Linked DNA regions of Homo sapiens: region 1 is linked to region 2. The links are chromatin contacts, found by Hi-C or POLR2A ChIA-PET in ENCODE. All regions are on one chromosome and are shown on one strand. Each heading gives the region's core, a stretch centred on a gene start or an enhancer-like site at or near the end of the contact. The rest is flanking DNA. Distances are from core to core; before and after follow the strand shown. Region 1 overlaps CSTPP1 (centriolar satellite-associated tubulin polyglutamylase complex regulator 1). Region 2 overlaps CSTPP1 (centriolar satellite-associated tubulin polyglutamylase complex regulator 1).

The links. Hi-C counts contacts between places; a loop is a spot of excess contacts on that map. ChIA-PET counts read pairs that join two places held with the same protein, here RNA polymerase II (POLR2A). Pooled maps may share reads with other maps.
Region 1: a loop to region 2 is called in a map of OCI-LY7, with 5 times the contacts of the local background. The contact joins two enhancer-like sites. A Hi-C loop is called at or near these places in 2 of 168 maps with a recorded cell type or tissue (OCI-LY7 and dorsolateral prefrontal cortex), 2 of 37 single-sample maps with no recorded cell type and 5 of 50 pooled maps. POLR2A ChIA-PET finds 5 or more read pairs at or near these places in 1 of 52 experiments (OCI-LY7).

Annotation. Positions count from the first base shown.
Region 1 is chr11:47,107,424-47,112,627 of GRCh38, reverse strand. The region is part of intron 3 of CSTPP1 (centriolar satellite-associated tubulin polyglutamylase complex regulator 1); the gene reads right to left. Among named protein-coding and RNA genes, the nearest start is that of ARFGAP2, 67 kb to the left of the region's middle. Within about 2 kb of position 3,055, at least 2 of the 41 ENCODE cell types and tissues checked have a DNase peak (open chromatin) inside an H3K27ac peak, as active enhancers do; they include OCI-LY7 and dorsolateral prefrontal cortex, where a contact is called at or near this core.
Region 2 is chr11:47,002,744-47,008,017 of GRCh38, reverse strand. All of the region lies in intron 2 of CSTPP1 (centriolar satellite-associated tubulin polyglutamylase complex regulator 1), which reads right to left. It overlaps LOC124902670 (a long non-coding RNA gene), which reads right to left. Exons shown (of 2, transcript XR_007062665.1): 1 at 1-5,274. Among named protein-coding and RNA genes, the nearest start is that of CSTPP1, 69 kb to the right of the region's middle. RefSeq lists a silencer at 3,139-3,218. Within about 2 kb of position 3,162, at least 14 of the 41 ENCODE cell types and tissues checked have a DNase peak (open chromatin) inside an H3K27ac peak, as active enhancers do; they include OCI-LY7 and dorsolateral prefrontal cortex, where a contact is called at or near this core.

The DNA.
Region 1 (5,204 bases), core at 1,806-4,305, 100 kb before region 2:
CAAATAGGCTGGGCGCAGCAGCTCACGCCTGTAGTCCTGACAGTTTGGGAGGCCAAGGCAGGCGGATCACTTGAGGTCAAGAATTTGAGACCAGCCTGGCCAACATGGTGAAAACCCGTCTCTACAAAAAATACAAAAATTAGCCGGGCATGGTGGTGCATGCCTGTAATCCCAGCTACTCAGGAGGCTGAGGCAGGAGAATCGCTTGAACCCAGGAGGCAGAGGCTGCAGTGAGCTGAGATTGTGCCACTGGACTCCAGCCTGGGTGACAGATCAAGACTCAGTCTCAAAAAACAAACAAACAAACAAACAAATAAGCTATATAGAAAGTTAACTGAGGCAAATTAAGAGATTCAGTGATAAATATAATGGAAAAAAAGAGAATACAGCAAGTCAGAGATAGGGAATATGAGGTGGTACTGGTGGTTCAATTCTCTCTAGAGTGGTCTAGGTAGGTTTAATGGAGAAGGTAACACTCAAGTGAAGATTTGAAGGGGTTAAGGAGTAACTGATACAGACATCTGAGGGAAGAGCATTCCAGGCAGAGGGAATAGCCATTACAGTCTTAAGGAGGGAGTGTGCCTATTGGGTAAGAGGAACAGCATGGAAACCAACATGGCAGGAGCCAAAAGAATAAGAGGGAAAGGAAGAAGAGATGAGGTTAGAGAAATAATGGGCCAGTTCATGTATATGGCCTTTTAGCTCTATAAGCAAAGATTAAATGAAATATTCACATTAAGTGCTTAGAACAGTAAAATCGTACATAGAAAACATTTAATAAATGGTATCTACATCTGTATTTACATGAAGATCTTCTGTTCCCTAAGCAGAGCTAGTCTGGAGGAGGTCAGGCTACAGGAACTGTAGCACCATTTATGTACTTTGGTGGGGTTAGAGAGTCCTTCAACATTTTTAGAAGTACAGAAATCAAACAGATCAAAGGCCTAGGTGATCCGCAGCAGCAAGCAGAGATGGTTAATTCTCTGCAGGTGCTCAGAAAACTGAACTAACTGAGGCATGCAAAGTCAACATAGCATCAATAAAAGACAGGGAAGGAGTGGGGTGTGGAGTGGGGTGGGCTTGGCTAAGGGCTGAAGCCAACAGGAGAGTCGTTAGCAACATAAGAGAGAAAGCAATGGAGCATGGAAGCATCACGTACAGCAGTCGAAACTCATTCTGATATCAATGCAACCGCAAAGTCATGATGAAAATGACTACAAACCACCGGGGAGTAAGCCAGGGAGCCCAGCAACATGAATGCACTCGTAGCGGGGAAAAACAAATTAAGAGATTCAGGCAAAACCATTCCCTTTCCTGGTGGAGGCTCTTTAATCTTTAACATCTCTCTCTTGACACTAGGCACAGATCTTGCCCCAACAAGACAAAGGATAACTTCTGAGAAGCTAATAATTCTCGTTTGGGTGAAGGACTCTTGAGGAGATGAGTGCCATGTATCTGCTGGACTAAAGATGTGTTCTCAGGCCGAGGCGGACAGATCACGAGGTCAGGAGATCGAGACCATCCTGGCTAACACAGTAAAACCCCGTCTCTACTAAAAAAATACAAAAAAATTAGCCAGGAGTGGTGACGGGCGCCTGTAGTCCCAGCTACTCGGGAGGCTGAGGCAGGAGAATGGCGTGAACCCGGGAGGCGGAGCTTGCAGTGAGCCGTGATTGCGCCACTGCACTCCAGCCTGGGCGGCAGAGCTAGACTCTGTCTCAAAAAAAAAAAAAAAAAGATGTGTTCTCTTGGTCATACTGTCTCACGCTGGGTGGATCAGGGCTAACCCACCTCCATGGCTTTCATGACTGAAGGGGCTTCAGGGCCCTGGAGTTGCAGACAGGAATGCAGTCTTTTTGGGAACTGGAGGCAGGCAAGAATATAATAAAGGCTAGATGAAGATACCCAGGCTGGGCTTTAAACTGCTTTAAATTGTGCCAGTTTCTTCTGGCAACTGCCCTAAGGAAAGCAAAGCCAGGCACCACCCAGTGGAAATCTGGAAGTGGGCATACTTTGTGGCATCAATTATGCCAGTTTGGCCAGGAAGTTTGTAGTACTTGGTCTCTATGACCCTGACCTAACCTACTCAATAAGGGGCAGTTTAGTCTGAGTCAGAAGAAATGAAGAGCGACTCGATATTGTGATCTTTGACTTAACGTATTCAATTTGTAATTAAGACCATTATTAAAATCAGTATAAGAAATCATGTCTTCTCATTCCATTCCTCAAACTCTCTGTCTGTCTGCCTTTACTATTTCCTGATAGTAACCATGGATATTTGCTTTAGAAGTTCTTAATTGCTACATTCTTAGCTACTTATTTAGTCAATATACTAAGTGTCAAAGGTATGCCAGGGACTGTGCTAGATTCTGGGGAAACAGCAAGGGATAAGACAGATAAAAATCCCTATTTTCATGGTACTTACATTCTAGTGTGTATGTGTGGAGGCAGTGGTTGGGGAGACAGAGAATAAAAAGTAACAAAGAAAGAAATACTTTTAGGAAGTGAGGAGAGCAATGACATAAATCAGGCAGGGTGGTGTGATACACAGTGACTGAGGGTGGGACCACATGAGATGGCTGTGCCAGGCTCATCTTTGAGAACGTACCATTTGAGCTGAGAACTCACCAGATGAGAATCAGCCAGCCATGCAATCTAGGGAAAGAAGGAAGGGCAAAGACCGGGAGATGGGAATCAGCAACAAGAGTGTTTTGCTTCCCGCCTCTCCATTCTGCACACAAATGCTATTTCTCTGTCTCTGGCATGTTGCAATCTAGCATGTTAAAGAAATTGCTCTATGATGCCTAGGAAGGGAATAATATTAAATGAAACAGAATTCCAAGCCTTACCAATTACTGGAGCTACATACTGCCATGGGGGAGGGTGGGGACACTGAGGAAAGATAAGGCAAGGGCTGTGGAAGCTGCCCCAGGCTGCCCCATTTCACTACTGTGGTTAACTGGCAAAGGAGTCCATGCAAATGAGTGCAGGATGTCCAAATCGCAGCACTGTTTCACACATCATCATTTCAAGTCACCGACTGACAGGATTTAGCACTCTGTGTCTGGCAGCAACCAGCAGTGAAGCAGAGAGAATTCCACTGGATTATCCAAAGCATCTGACCCGCAAATGAGGAGTGAGCAGAACATTTTTAAAAAACAACTCTTGAGTGGTTCAGTGAGCCAATTTGACATCGAAGAGAGACACACAAACATCCAGCCACCTCTGAGGCAAAAGGTCAATTTCTTCTGCTTGTCCTCGGTCCTCAGAATCCAAGTTACTGATGTGAGCTCTGTCCCTCATTTTCCTAGCCAAAGGGGTAGATGTGAAGCACAGACAGGCCAGATACAGTGTTCTGGGACAACACACCATTGTCTGAATCCAGAGAGCATCATGGCTACAGTGGACGAGAGTAGGCTCAGTGGGAGAGGCTCAGGGAACATCAGAAGTGCAGGGCCTGTCTTTTGAAGATAAAGTCTGGCTAGATCAGCTTTTCAGTGAAAGAAGCCAAAGTCTGCAGCCAGATCTTCATTTTTGGTGAGCCCATCACAGATTCCAGGTTTAGGATGAGGGGCTAGAATGAAGGGAAAAGGCCAATTATCACCCTATAAGAAGTAGATAGGCTAGGGGCGGTGGCTCACGCCTGTAATCCCAGCACTTTGGGAGGGTGAGGTGGGCGAATCACTTGAGGTCAGGAGTTCAAGACAAGCCTGACCAACATGGTGAAACCCTGTCTCTACTAAAAATACAAAAATTAGTCAGGCATGGTGGCCGGCGCCTGTAATCCCAGTTACTCAGGAGGCTGAGGTAAGAGAATCGCTTGAACCCAAGAGGCCGAGGTTGCAGTGAGCTGAGATTGTGCCACTGTACTCCAGCCTGGGCGACGCAGTGAGACTCCATCTCAAAAAAAAAAAAAAAAAAAAGTAGATAGTACTGAACTGTCCCACCCTTGTGGGTTTCTGAACTTTCTAATTCTCCAATCAAGTCCTGAGACCCTCCTGCTCCCCATCCTTCTCTCCTCCAAGCTCTTCTCACACAGCTGTGAGGTAAGATTTACTAGATGGAATGTGTTTGCAAAATCTGTTTTGTTCACTGTAACATGTTTATCAAAAAAGAAAAAAAAAAGCCTGTCCCTTCTCACTATTTAGTTTTTGGTGACTGCCTTTTGGGATCTGGAACTGGATAAACAGATGGACTTCACAGAAGAAATCAGGCGAAGCGCCAGGGTGTGTATATATATCTTAGTCTCACTGTATATACGGCAGATAGCCCTCGTGCAAACAGCTGTGCTGGTTTTGGAGGAAAGTGAGGGGACAGTGTCTCCTGGATGACAGTGCTCCCATTGCTCCAAGGTGTACCTCCCTGTGGTGCTTTGGGCTATAGGATGCCAGACAGATTCTAGAGTTCTAACCTCAGATATATGACCCTGATTTCATTTTCTGGCCTCTAGTTGTGGTAATTAAGGGTTGTGCCAGATCCCAAACTATTGCTAATTATTCATACTGGGTTTGCTATAAACGAGTGCTGAGTATTTGCACTGTGTATAGTGATGAGTACCTTTGCAATATACTGGATGCCTCTATTAAGGGGATGCCCAGGAGGGGTATGGTTTTGAGCGTCTGTGTGTGTGTGCGCACATGCGCACATGCAGAAGTTGTGGAAGGCCTGGACTACTGTATTTGCCTGGCCACAGAGAAGTATCACTGCCAGGGGAACAAGGTACAGTGATTCCTCATGTGCAGCACGCTGCTGCCCCAAGGGAACTGGGGGGGAATTGTACCGAGCAGTTTCCCCCTAATTTTTTTTTGCCACCTTGTCCAGTATAAATCTCTATTGCAGGGGTGGAGGTGGAGGAAGTAATTCTTTCTTAATTCAATGTGCTTCAATTCCCAGATATGAACAAACTTCAGAACATTTTAGGAGAATCTTCTAATAGAAAAAACATATTCATTTGCTTCACAGAGTAGGTTTCAGGTGGATGTCTCCTTCTCTCCTGGACAAACTCCTTGAAAAAAAACCATGAAAATAAAAGGCAATACTGTCCAAACAGGAAACTGGTGCCAAATAGAGGCAAAAAACCAAAGCAAAACAACTCCCTGAGATAGAGTGGACTGCATTCATTAGGTTCAGGTAGCTCAAAAGACAAGAACATTAAATAATTAGACTCCAACAGATCAAGGTGCTGTAGGTAATGGGACCTCATA
Region 2 (5,274 bases), core at 1,913-4,412:
CCAGCCTGGGCGACAGAGTGAGACTCAGTCTCAAAAAGAAAAGAAAAAAAAAATAGAGTTCAGGACCCACCCACGTTGGGGGCTGGGACTCTGGTAAACCCTAAAGCTCTTTTGGCACTCCTCAGAGCTATACTGAAAATCAGCCCTCCCTGAGATGTAAATCTATATTCAAATCCTTTCAAACCCTCATGGGATTGAGGTAATCCAGGATTGCTAGTGCCCAGGCCATCTGCCAAAAGCAAATATAAATCCCCTCCGAAGAAAGATAACATCATTCTGGGCCTCACATTATCTGTATAGTTTTTCAATTTACATAACTCATACACAATTTACATAACTCAACTAGAGAAAAAAAAAAGTATAACACAAGATAAGATAATGGAGTAAAAAAAAAATGGATAGGACAGAAAACAGAAACAGACCCACAGGGTATCCAGACAATAAATTATGGACTTTGTAATAACCATGCTTTATTTACTATGTTCAAGCAAATGAAAGACAAGATTTAGCAAGGAAACAAACAAAAACTGAATAAAAATACTTGAACTAAAAAAATACAATAATTAGAATTAAGAACTCAGTAGATGGGTTTAATAGTAAATTACACAGAAATGAAGAGAGAATTAATGACCTGGAAAATAGATCAGAAGAAAATATCCAGAATAAAGCATAAACTACAAAATGATGGGCTGGGCATGGTGGCTCATGACTGTAATTCCAGCACTTTGGGAGGCCGAGGCAGGCAGATCATTTGAGGTCAGGAGTTTGAGACCAGCCTGCCCAACATGGTGAAACCCCATCTCTACTAAAAACACAAATTAGCCAGCCACGGTGGTGGGCGCCTGTAATCCCAGCTACTCAGGAGGCTGAGGCAGAAGAATCACTTGAACCAGGAAGGCAGAGTGGGTTGAACCTGGGAGGCAAACCTGGGTTGCAGTGAGCCAAGATAGTGCTACTGCACTCCAGCCTGGGTGACAGAGTGAGACTCTGTCTCAAAAAAAAAAAAAAAAAAAAAACCACACAAAATGATAGAAAATGCAAAAAAGAGCATAAGAGACAGAGAATACTATGAAAAGGTCTAATGTTTGTGTAATTAGAATCCCAATAGGAGTAAAGAGAGGGTAGAGGCCAGTCGTGTTGGCTCATGTCTGTAATCCCAGCACTTTGGGAGGGCGAGGCAGGAGGATCACTTGAGCCCAGGAGTTTGAGACCAGTCTGGGCAAGATGGCAAGACCCTATCTCTAAAAAAAAAAAAAAAAAAATTAGCTGAGTGTGGTGGCGTGCAACTGTGGTCCCAGCCACTTGGGAGGCTGAGTGAGGCAAGAGGATTGCCTGAGCCCAGGAGGTAGAGGCTGCAGTGAGCCATGACTGCACCACTGCACTCCAACCTGGGTGACAGACAGAGATCCTGCCTCAAAAAAAAAAAAGAGACAGAGACAGAGAGAGAGTAGAACAGAAGTAAATTTGAAGAGCTAATTATTGAGAGTTTTCCAGGACTGATAAATGATATCAAGCTATAGGTTCAAGAAGCACTAAGAACACCGAATAGTTTAAATATAAAGAAAAGCAAAACTAGACACATTACACTAAAACTATCAAAAACCAAAGACCAAGTAGAAATATCCAAAAACCATCCAGAGATTTAAAAAAAGATTATTTTCAAAGAAGCAAGAATAAAACTGAGAGCAACTTCTCAACAAAGTCAGTAGAAACCAAAAGATAATGGAATGGTAAAACAGCTGCCAACCTAGAATTTATCTCAGGAAAAAAACTGCCCTTCAAAAATGAGGTGAAAATGTAAATAAGACGTATAGATTAGTTAATAGTTTTGAATTAATGTTAAGTTCTTGATTTTGGCAGTTATATTATGGATACAGGAAATGTTAACATTAGTAGAAGCTGTATGAAATGGATGTGGGAACTCCATATATAGATTTTTTTAAACTTTATGTAAGTCCAAAATTATTCACACACATTCTAAAAAGGTAAAATGAAAACAATTTCAGAATGGAAGCTCCATAAGAGTTGAAATTTCTGGTCTGTTTTTTTCACTGCTATATCCCTAGTATCTAGAACGCTAAGACGTAGGCACTCAATAAATATATATTGAATGAATGAGTGAACAACAGTAGTAGCAGTAGCTACTAATTAATTCAACACTTATTGTATCTTAAGTGAAATGCCAAGCACTTTACTTTCATTAACTCATTTAATCATTCCAACAATTATGTAACATGGAATTTTATATTTTATATATGAGTCTCCCTATTTTATAGATGAGGTAAGCAATCTGCCCAAGATCTCATACCAGAAAGTGGCAGGCCCTCTAACATAGACCTATCTGATTCCAAAGTCCATGTTCTTAACCACTATGTTATGGTGCTTTCATGTTGCAAAATATGTCTCCTTTCTGTTTTGTTTATCCAAACTCTACCTTCCTTTCCAAAATTAAGACAAACTCCTCTATAAGACTCAACTAATTTTACTTAACTAATAGCCATTATTTTTCCTTACTCTCAATTCTCAGTGTACTGGGCCATATAACTTAATGCCATTATATAAGGTCTTGTATTGCTCTGTAATTGTTCGTTATTCAATGAGTTTTACCTCTTTAACCAGATTACATCTTACAGGGAAGTGACCATATCTTATATTCCTATTAATATAGAGCACATTTGAAGCTCTATAACAATACTTAATATTTTTGTAAAGGGATGAAGAAAAACATTTCCATGCAAGAAACAGTGTTTTTGAATGCTTTAGTGATCAGGCTTACATGGTCTAAGATTCTAAACATAAAATTTGACTCAGAAAAACAAAAAAACCACTATCTTAAAAAGTTTTTACATCAATTTTCTGTAGTATCTCTTTTTCCTTATGACATTTTAGGGGATGTTCAGGGTAATTTGGACATAGCAGTACAAGTTCTCCTGGTTAAACCTTCTTGAGAGGGTATATAGATTGCATAGAAGGTAAAGTATGAGAGTGTGCAGATGAACAATTATCCCCACACATGTAAGCTGCAGTTTGTCTGGTGTAAATATACTCTCCCTGCCTGGAACTGCCTGTGTAATGTTCTCTCTTTGGGCTCTGTGGTTTCTCAATACATTCCAACTGTTCAGAGGCTGGAGCTTGGCTCTGCAAGCATAGATAAACAGCTTCCTGGAGCAGGCTGCCAGCATGAGGAGCAATGACCTCAGCAGAGAAAGTCTGCTTTTCATTACCCTGAGCCCATCACTGTACTGCTAGAGCTAAGAGTGGGAACAACACAAGTTGGATAGAGTTGACTGACTCAAGTCTCCCACTACACCTTGAGTTTTAAAATTCTGTATCTAGAGGAAAGGGGGTAAAGACAGGAAGTGAGAAAATGGCATATGCAAAGAAAACAAAGATAGAAAAGCTTTCTTAGGCTATTCTGTGAATGAACTAAATGATGAGTGAAGTGGTTAAGAGTCATGCAGGCAATCATTGAATGTTTTAGTCTCCAAAAACGTACACAAAATACAGGGCAAGAAAGAAGTGTTATAGAAAGTAAGAGAGGCCAGGTACAGTGGCGCACACCTGTAATTCTAGCATTTTGGGAGGCTGAGGCAGGAGCATAACATGAGCCCAGGAGTTCAAGACCAGTTTGAGCAATAAAATGAGACCCGTCTCTATAAAAAAGAAAAAAAAAAGTTAGCTGGGTATGGTGGCACGCACCTGTGGTCATGGCTACATGGGAAGCTGAGGCAGGAGGATTGCTTGAGCCCAGGTTAAGGCTGCAATGAGCCATGTTTGTGCTACAACTCCAGCCTGGGTGACAGAGTGAGACACTATCTCAAAAAAAAAAAACAAAAACAAAAAAACAAAAACAAAAACAAACCAGTAACAACAACAACAACAAAAAACAAAAGAGAGACTAAAAAGTCCTCAAGATCTTCAACTCTGATGCCATTTAAAGAGAGAGAAAAGGAAGACTATCCAGATCCACAGAGATACAAAAATCCCAGAAAAGTGGAGCTTAAGGAGAACAACACACAATGAAGATGAATTATATATAGCCAGACATCTTGCATGTGTAATTTCATGTGATTTGCATAACAACCCTAGAAGATAGGTATTATCATCCCTAGCAATAATCTAGACCTAGAAAATTACAATACAATGACATCAACAAAGACATTTGTTGTTGATATTATTTAATGACAAAGGGATGATTTCAAGTCTGCTTCTACGGCCACCCAGGAAACAATGCTTTTCCCAAACATCTCTCATTGTAGTATTATCTATTGTTGCAGCCCCAGAACTCAGCAATACTAGAACTGTGACCTAGAAGAAATGTACACATTTGTGCCACTTTCTGATAAGACAGTTTCTGCAGTGCTGGTAGCATTGCATCTGATAGTTGAAGAAGGGAATCACAATTATGTCCTCAGACAAGAAATTGGTTAGATATGACCCCTCCTGAAGGATCCTGAGAGACAATTTGTTTTTTGGAGAAGTCACTGACTATAATGATGCACCTGCAAGGGGGCCGGGAGCTGAGAGACAGACAAACATCTTAGCAAATTCTAAAAGCAGAGTGAAGCTTCATTTGACTTTCATTTCACTTTTCTCAGGGAAGAAGAACCTTTGTGTTACTGCCAAAATCCTAACTGTCCTTCCTTCCTCTCTGTCCCCTCCACCCCCACGCCAGCTCATTAAAGATCTTCTGGTTAAAGGTGCCAAATTGTGTCATTCTTTCCTACTCCAGTGCCAAGCCTGTGCCAATGGCACCACAGATTGATCTGCTAGAGTTCTGAGCAAATTATGGAAGAAATTAAAAGCACTGAAAATTTTAAATTGTTCTGTTGCTGGTGAAGTAAAGCTTTTTAAACTTCTTATTCTTCTTGTAGAGACAGGGGTCTCATTGTGTTGCCCAGGATGGCCTCAAACTCCTGGCCTCAAGTGATTTTCCCACCTTGGCTTCCCAAAGTGCTGGGATTATAGGTGTGAGCCTATAATCTGGCCTAGTTTCTTAACTTTTGATGACTGACTTTACATTGCTAATGGCATAACACTTGTTAATTAAGACTCGTGTGAGTGTACTTGATTGCCAGACAAGTATTCAGGGAATTATCAGAGTGGTGGTGTGAAGGAATATCAGGGCTTGGACCAAATAAAGATCCTTCATATTATTTATAGATTGAAATAAATCAAGTTATTTATCTAAGGGGAGATATTTTAATGTAAAAAATCAGACCTAAATTTTATACTAGCTAGCTGCAAAAGCAGCTCCCATGAAAACAGAAATAG